Regions from separate parts of the Homo sapiens genome. Here region 2 is linked to region 1. The links are chromatin contacts, found by Hi-C or POLR2A ChIA-PET in ENCODE. All regions are on one chromosome and are shown on one strand. The core of a region is the stretch at or near the end of the contact, and the rest is flanking DNA. Distances in the headings are between cores, read along the strand shown.

Region 1 (4,359 bases), core at 455-2,954:
AATAAGTCAGGTACAGAAAGATAAATACCGTATGTTCTCACTCATATATGGAAGCTAAAAAAGTTGAGCTCATAAGAGTGTGGTTATTAGAGGCCGGGAAAGGGAGTGGGAGGGGAGGATAGGGAGATGTTGGTTAAAAGATAAAAAATTACACACAGGAGGAATAAATTATAGTGTTCTATAGAACTGTAACTAGTCAACAATAATTTACTGTATATTTTCAAATAGCTAGAAGACAGAATTTTGAATGTTCCTAACACAAAGAAATGACAAATGTTTGAGGTGATCCATATGCTAATTATCCTGATTTGATCATCACACACTGCATACATGAAAATATCACTCTGTATCCCATAAATATGTACAATTATTATATATTAAAAATTTTTTTAAAGGGAAACTTCTGAACACTTAAAAAAAATTTAAGGGCTAAAGACATTTAATATTAGATCTATTTTCACTTAAAACGTGCAGGGGCCCAAGTATTACTATTACTACCAATATACATACATACATACATACATATATGTATGTATATTGGTAGTAATAGTGTGTGTGTGTGTGTGTGTGTGTGTGTGTGTGTGTATATATTTTTTTTTTTTTTTTTTTTTTAAGACAGAGTCTTGCTCTGTTGCCCAGGCTGAAGTGCACGTGCACTGGTGTGATCTCGGCTCACTGCAACCTCCATCTCACAGGCTCAAGCAATTCTTGTGCCTCAGCCTCCCAAGTAGCTGGGATTACAGGTGTGCGACACCATGCCCAGCTAATTTTTGTATTTGTAGTGCAGATAGGGTTTCGCCATATTGGCCGGCTGGTCTTAAACTCCTGGGCCTCAAGTGATCCGCCTGCCTTAGCCTCCCAAAGTGCTGGGATTACAGGTGAAGTATTACTAGCAATATTCTTAATACTCAGACGCTACAGTTAGATTTATTACATGTTATAAAAATTGAATGAAAAATTAAGAGAGAGTAAAAAAGAGAAAGAAACGAGTGTGGTGAATGAACAGGGGAAAATCAGGTAGAATAAGAAATAGGAAGGGGGAAGAAAAAAATGGTAAACAACCACTTGGGAATGTTTACAAATCAGATTTTTTTAATCTGAAGAATTCTTGTCTATAAGTAGATATATATACCTATGTAGAAATACATATATCACACATAGGCAAAAATGAAACAAACCAAATAATTCTAAGATACAATATAAGGAAATAGGATTTTTAAAAAAAGAATAACGGGAGGACAATCAAAGGACTTCAGAGAATATGAGATTGAAGCTAAGGCTGGAAATATGAAGATAGCTATGGAAGGTCAGGGGAAAAGGCTGAGATGAAAAGGTACAGGGAGAAGGAAAATAACTGGAAAGACTAGAAGAGGCAGAAGCTTAGCATTTTGAAGAACTGAAGAAAGACCAGTATGACTGAATCTCAAGAAACAAGGAGAGAAGGTGACTAGTGCTGATGTAGGAGGTAGCCCTGTGCTAAATTATGCTGGGCCTTGTAGGTCATGGTAAAAAAAAAAACACAAGGTCCTTATAAAGTGTAAACAGAAGTGACACAATCAAGTCTATTTTTAAGATCACTCTGAGGGATTGAGAATAAATTGGAAGGCAGACAGGAGTGGAAGCAGTAAAAACATTCCATATGAATCATTCCCAAATGACTGAGTTCCCATCTATTTCTTTCCTCTCCCATTCCTACTTCATATCCCAGTCATTTAGCCCCCTCCCGCACCTTTGCCCCAGATTTCAGCAAACAACGAAGAATTAGGAAAAGGAAAAATGCAGCTTTTTTGACGCTGTGTACATTGGGTATTTTATTAGAAACTTTCATGTTACTGCTACGTAAACACTGCTTCGAAATAATACATAAGTTAAAAACTTGTCAAGCAAGTTCTTCATCAGCTGTACTCCTAGAATTAAACACACATCACATACATACAAGTCAACAACCCCCACAAAATGTTTAATTTAACTGACCTTAAAATTTGGAGAAAAGTATCGGTTGGCTTTGTCTTTATTTGCTTTGTCAAGATCATTTTTTGTTAAAGTAAGTACTAGATATTCCTTGTCATTATCTGCACGCTCTATACTGCAAATGCTATCGATTTCTTGATCACATAGACTTCCATTTTCTACTTTTTCTGAGGTTTCCTCTGGTCCTGGTATGAAGAATGTATTTACCCAAAAGTGAAACATTTTGTCCTAAAAAAAAAAAAAAAGAAAAGAAAAAGAAATGAAATGACATATTTAATTAATGATGTTTTATTTTTTTAAAAAAGAAAATCTGTCACCTATGTTAAACATTTGCAAAAAGTCAACAAAATAAACTATCATTTGATATTCTGAATAAAGGTAAACACAAAGACTATTATAAGGCAATCTGAGTTATCTGTTGCATTTTCATTCACATGATTTTTCTTCACTCAAATTCTCAAATTTTAAACCAAAAATACAATCTCACAAGATCTAAGATAAACTACTTTTGCCTTAAAATTTTAAGTAAAAAAACCTCTTTTCTCATCTAATACTAGCTTTAAATACGTTTTTAGTTTACGTGTACATACATATAAACAAAATTCAGATATGGATTTAATTTTTTCTACATTTCAAATGAGCTACCTATTCCAAGATTTACTTTAACAAAAGTTCTTGGACGGTGAGTGCAACTTCCCTGATGACGCATGGCAAATACATGTTTACTTCTACAGCAATACAAACATGAGAAGCTCCAGTTTCTTACATGACAATATAATGCTTGAATACTTTCAGAATAAATATGAGGGGGTAGGAAAGAGTACTACTGATTTCTTTTGATGTTATAAAATGCTTGTTCTTAAAAAAAATCACTTCTTACTAATAAGATAATACCTTCTTAATAAAAAAACACAACAGAAGTTCATCACTTTAAACCTCTATTGACCAACAAAGAAATCTGGCCTGTATAAATCATTTGGCAATTAATGATATACAGCCTTGTGACATCTTATCTGGTACCTGGTACCTTAAAATGCCATTTAAATCTTTTATTCTAATTTATCTTAAAGTTTTTTATCCCCCAGAAAATAAGATCCTTAAGGATGTTACGTCTTAAATGTCATTGCATCTTTTAACAGTACCTGGCAAAGTAATCTTGTATACAAGGTCTTTAAAATTTTTTTTTTGCTTATTTCAATTATTTTAGCCAGTAATTGTATTTTACTTAGAAGAAAATAAGCCAATAATATTTAAATAACAAAAAGGTGAATTCTATATATATATGGGTTATACTAAAATTTTTTGTGTTTTAATCATAGCATATTCTTAAATAAGGCAGGGAAAATCAATAAAATGGAAATTTATGTAGTCAAGGATAAACAAATAAATCATAAATATTTAATCTAACCTTCAATTTTGCATGTGTTAAAGTACAGATGAAGGGAAATAAGAATTAGGAAATTCCTAAAGGTATGCAGAGATGATGATGTAGATGCCTATTTTTGAAAGCTAAATAAAACTTACTAGTTATCTTAATTTTAAAACAGTTGCTAATACTTCCTGGATTATCAAAAAATAATTTTTCTAAGTTATTGAGATATATTTAACTTTTATTTGTACAGACGATAGGAAATGGGTTTCTGGCTAAAAAAAAAAAAGTTCAGCATATTTTGATTTTTTTTTCCAGCTACTTGGATTCTGGATAAAGGAAAATTATATCTCTACTGATACATCAAAGCAGCATTTAAAATTTTGCAGTAAATGAAACTTCCTCTTATTTTCTTTCAAAAGAAAAGCTAAAAATCAGAAAAAGTAAATAAATCCTATCATTGAGAATGTTTAAAGATTGGCAATATGCTATCTAGTATGTTTAACAAGGCAGCAACACTACAAAGTTAGTCCTTTTCTTCATTACTATCTAAAAATGTTGCACCTTAGTCTCACTTTAAATATTCACATTTAATATTTTAAATGAAGATAGTTGTTGTTTTTTTTTTCTTTTTTTTTGAGATGGAGTTTCACTCTTGTTGCCCAGGCTGGAGTACAATGGTGCATTCTTGGCTTACTGCAACCTCCGCCTCTCGGGTTCAGCAATTATCCTGCCTCAAGCCTCCTGAGTAGCTGGGAAAACAGGCGCCTGCCACCACACCCGGCTAATTTTTTTGTATTTTTAGTAGAGATGGGGTTTAACCATGTTGGCCAGGCTGGTCTCGAACTCCTGACCTCAGCTGATCTGCCCACCTCAGCCTCCCAAAGTGCTGGAATTACAGGCGTGAGCCACCGCACAGGGCGGATAGTTGGTTTTAAAATAATAAGACGTTGCCTTCTCTAAATACAGATCAATCAAATTCAAACTTCATTAACTTTCTAAACCTGCACATTTAAATA
Region 2 (4,359 bases), core at 1,184-3,683, 200 kb before region 1:
GTGAGTTGGGGGGCTGGGCAGAGTCTGCACTGCATTGACAGGAGGAGGTGGTGGCTGTCTAAAAGCTGTATGTTGGAATAATAGCTATATTGGAGGAGAACTCTGGGAAAAGGAAAAGAAGGGTGGGAGTAAGGGGAGGGGAACCTCAAGCCAACTCCCCCTCTCCCTGTTTTTCTATCTCCCCATCCCCATTCGGACTACATTCTCAGATTCTAAACATTTCCTGAACTTCAAGCTCTTATTCCTCTCCATATTCACAGATTTTTTTTTTTTTTTTTTTTTTTTTTTTTTTTTTGAGACGGAGTCTCGCTCTTTTGCCCAGGCTGGAGTGCAGTGGCGTGATCTCGGCTCACTGCAAGCTCCGCCTCCCGGGTTCACGCCATTCTCCTGCCTCAGCCTCCCGAGTAGCTGGGACTACAGGAACCCACCACCACGCCCGGCTAATTTTTTGTATTTTTAGTAGAGACGGGGTTTCACCGTGTTGGTCAGGATGGTCTCAATCTCCTGACCTCATGATCCGCCCACCTTTGCCTCCCAAAATGCTGGGATTACAGGCGTAAGCCACCATGCCCGGCCCCCCAATTTTTTTTTAAATTTACTCTAAAGTGACAATACTACTTCCTAGCGGATATTTTATATGAGTCAAGGGGCAGGTGTGGGCTCTTGAAAGTCAGACACAAAAAGAGAGACAGAAGAACAAAGAGAAAACTTGCCAATGCCTAGCAAGGCCTTCTTATGGTAATATTATAACAATATAATATTATTTTCTTATATATTATGTCATTATATATATTTATATTGTTACTATTATTATTACTATTATTTATATTATTAGTATATTACATTATATATATATTTATATTATTACTATTATATGTATTATATACATATAATAATAGATATTAATAATGGTAGTAGTAATATAAATAATAGTAATAATATTACTATATATAATGATATAATATGTAATAATATAGTGAGTGACTGTGTGTGTGTGTGTGTGTGTTAGGGATACATAAAGGGAATAAACCTCCACAGCCAAGATGGCCAGGGGAGGTCTGGGAATCCAGCTGAGATGGGTTTGAGCAGGAGGAACTTAAAGCAAGTTCCTCAGACCTTGGGGCTCTCAGACTTCTGAGATCAGATCAGCTTTAGTCATGATGACACAGGGCACGGGGTGAAGCTGTGGAAGTCTGGTGGACTCACCTGGGAATGACCCAGGGGAGCTGCTGGGATGTTCGCCTATCAAAGGAGGAATGTGGAAAAGGCCGAAGCTTAGCAAGTAAACATGAGCCCCTGTGAGCATGAAAAGAATAAAGTAAGGACATGGGAAAGAGAGCAGAAAAAGCAGGAAGTAGGCTGGCAGGGAAGAAAAGATGAATTTGAGGGGTGGGGGAGAGTGCATTATTCTCATTTATGGACACTCAGGACGTTAGAAGCCAGTTAGTCATTCCTGAAATTCCTGATCCTGGTAAATTTCTCCATAGGAAGATGAGACCTGTCCACATGTGAATAGGCAATAGTCTCCTTTGTGAGGCATTTTATTTGCTGTGATAAAGTGCCTTATTGCCTTTGCCTTCCATAAACTGCAGGATTCAAATTATGTAAGATTTTAGGGTACTTCCATTCATACAAGGACAAGTCAAAGGCCATAATTACTGTGTTTATGTAATACAGATACATTTCAAAACAAAACATGAGCCATGCCCTTGCTTTTTGCAAAAGCAATTCTATTGAATCATAAATAAGTTTACACAGTCTTTATCGCTCTGCAAGATGTTTTCATTTTGTTTGGTCCATGTCCCAAACTGTATTTTGTTTTAGACTTCTCTCATTTTCTTTTGCTTGTGAAAAACTACTTAAGGCCAAGTCTCAATTTCTACAAACATTCTAGTTAAAAATGAATTATTGATTAGAGAAAAGTAATGCTATCATCCCGAAGGCCCTGTTTTCTTCCTTGGTTCCAGCTGTGTGCTCACCACCATCCTTTATCTGAGAAGCAAATGTATCAAGTCTAAGCAAGAAGAAAACACTTGGAGCAGGTGGGATTTGAAGGGAAATGGTGAGGGTGTAGAGCTGATGGAGTCCTTTCAAGACGGTGTTGCAACAGGAATTGGCTGTGGCAGGCAGAAAGATTCTTTTGTGTCAGAGACTTATGAGGATGATGGCTGGTAAAAAAATGGTATAATAAGAGGTTTTAATGGATAGAAGTCAAAAACGACTAAAAAAAGAATCAAAAGCACAAAGATTGACTGCAAACACTTTGGCTCTGAGCCTAAATAGAAAACCATACTAAAAGTTTGGGATACTGTCTGTAAAATGTAATTGAAAAAGAAGTAATTTATGTTTATAAGCTGGATAAACTTGGATAACACAGAGATACTCTTAGACTGAGTCATACACCAGAGCAAGGATGACTAGATTTGACCATTGGAAAGAAACAGGAAGTAGCCAGGAAGAAACCTGAGGCTGAGGATTTTTTTTTCTTGTGTAGAACAAGTACACCAAAGGAAATGGACATTTTGCATTAAAGGGCCAGTCTAGAAATGAAATAAATATTCACAAATCCTGGAACTTTTCAAGTATTCCTGAGAATACCCCATCAGCATGGTACTTCCTACCACTGGAGTGTCAGAGATTAGGCCCAGGGCAGCATGTTCCATGCTGGGCAGCAGTTTTCAATCTGAGATGGTCATTGCGAGTGGAAGTTCTTACTCAAAAAAGAAATAGCAGCCTTTGGGAATCTTTGGGAGGTATAATCCAGTTATTTTGATCCTAGAAACAATGAGGCTGCATTTTCCCGTGATAGGAAATGAAAAAGCAAACATTTGGGATGCTTCCTTACCAAAGTTTTAGGAAGAAGCATTTCTCCCCAGTGTGGGGTCAGGCCAAGACCAGTGATATATCAATATCAGTAATGTCAAAGATTCAAGTCCAACATGATCTCTAAGATCCTGTAGCCAGAGATGCCTATGGCCCAGCATTGTCAGGAAAAGCAGCACAAGAGACTCGGAGGTCATGAAGTTCACTGTGGCCTGGAAAGGGGGCTGACCAGGAAGGCTAAGCTAGGAAGATGAAGGTAGAAGGTGGACTCTAATTTAGTTCTGTAAAATAATTCTAGAAACAGTATTAATCTCATATATTTCTATAGGCCTTTATAGATATAGACCTTTACAATGCACTTTTATAAGCATTATCTCATTTAATTTCTAAAATGGAAGGGCTTGTATTTAAACTCAGTCTTTACCAATTCTTAGCCATGGTGATCCTGGACCAGTCACCTCTATGAGCTGAAGTTTTCTCATCTGTGAAATGAGGATAATAAAAATACTGACTTCCAAGTATTATAATGAAATAGATGCAAAGCCTTTCACATGGTGCCTGAAGAAATAGTAAGCACTCTCTACATTTTATTTATCTTTTAAAAATTTTAATAGACCTCACACTAACCCTGTGAGGTGCCCAGAGCAGATGCTGCAACTCCATGTCACAGATGAGGAAACTTAGAAAACTAAAGCTCAGAAAGTGACTTGCCTAATATGGCCAGGGCATAGACCCTCAGAGAAACTAGAAAATGTGTTGTGTAATCAAAACTAAGAGAGCTCTGCACAGTGGCATTCTGAGTTGCATCTCCTTGTGTTTGTACCTCGTTGCAGCTGGGAAGAGTCAGAGGGACAAACAAGTTTCAGATTTTTAAACCGAAGGAAACTCTGACAGAAAATCCAGCGCTTGCTGGACCATTCTGATTCTCACCCAGCAAGGGTTAAATTATGCTCAGGAGGATCTCAGGAGACAGCAGGGTCCAAAAAAAGAAGGAAGGGTGTTGTCCCTGGGAGAAAGATGTGCCTTGAAAGCCCAGATGCCCTCACTCATGCACATGGCAGTGCTTGGTGAGGACCTCCACCCTTGAGTCAGCAGAGCTGTGTGCATGTGGCTGACCTCTGGTCACATATCTCAGCCCATACCATAAAACATCAACTTTCTGGAATCCCCATGAACTGACTCATTGTGGAGAGAGTTGAGGACTTACTTTTTAAAGCACCCAACACTTGACAAAATATCACCATTACCTTTGTAATGAAAATGTCTTAATGGGTCACAGACTTCCTTGGCTTTTTAAGCCGAGTAGGTGGAGTATAACTTATCCTTTCCTTGACAACTGACCATCATGAATGATGCTGATGCTGCTGTTCTGAGCAACCATATTTTGAGTAACAAGGTTCTAGATGATCTATGGAAAAGTACTAGGGAATGTAACAACTAGAATTAGCTAGAAGGGCACCATCATGAACATCCATTATTATACTGGGTTGTATACACTCATCTTCTTGGGATATTTTGAAGCATGTTGGAAAGAGG

The links. Hi-C counts contacts between places; a loop is a spot of excess contacts on that map. ChIA-PET counts read pairs that join two places held with the same protein, here RNA polymerase II (POLR2A). Pooled maps may share reads with other maps.
Region 2: a loop to region 1 is called in a map of PC-9, with 2.9 times the contacts of the local background. The contact joins two enhancer-like sites. A Hi-C loop is called at or near these places in 4 of 168 maps with a recorded cell type or tissue (IMR-90, PC-9, aorta and 1 more) and 3 of 50 pooled maps. POLR2A ChIA-PET finds 5 or more read pairs at or near these places in 1 of 52 experiments (activated T-cell).

The regions. Positions count from the first base shown.
Region 1 is chr10:87,958,734-87,963,092 of GRCh38, reverse strand. PTEN (phosphatase and tensin homolog) reads right to left here. Exons shown (of 9, transcript NM_000314.8): 8 at 1,975-2,199. Among named protein-coding and RNA genes, the nearest start is that of PTEN, 97 kb to the right of the region's middle. Within about 2 kb of position 1,704, at least 3 of the 41 ENCODE cell types and tissues checked have a DNase peak (open chromatin) inside an H3K27ac peak, as active enhancers do; they include PC-9 and ascending aorta, where a contact is called at or near this core.
Region 2 is chr10:88,156,130-88,160,488 of GRCh38, reverse strand. The region is part of intron 1 of LOC101929727 (a long non-coding RNA gene); the gene reads right to left. Among named protein-coding and RNA genes, the nearest start is that of PTEN, 290 kb to the right of the region's middle. Within about 2 kb of position 2,433, at least 8 of the 41 ENCODE cell types and tissues checked have a DNase peak (open chromatin) inside an H3K27ac peak, as active enhancers do; they include PC-9 and ascending aorta, where a contact is called at or near this core.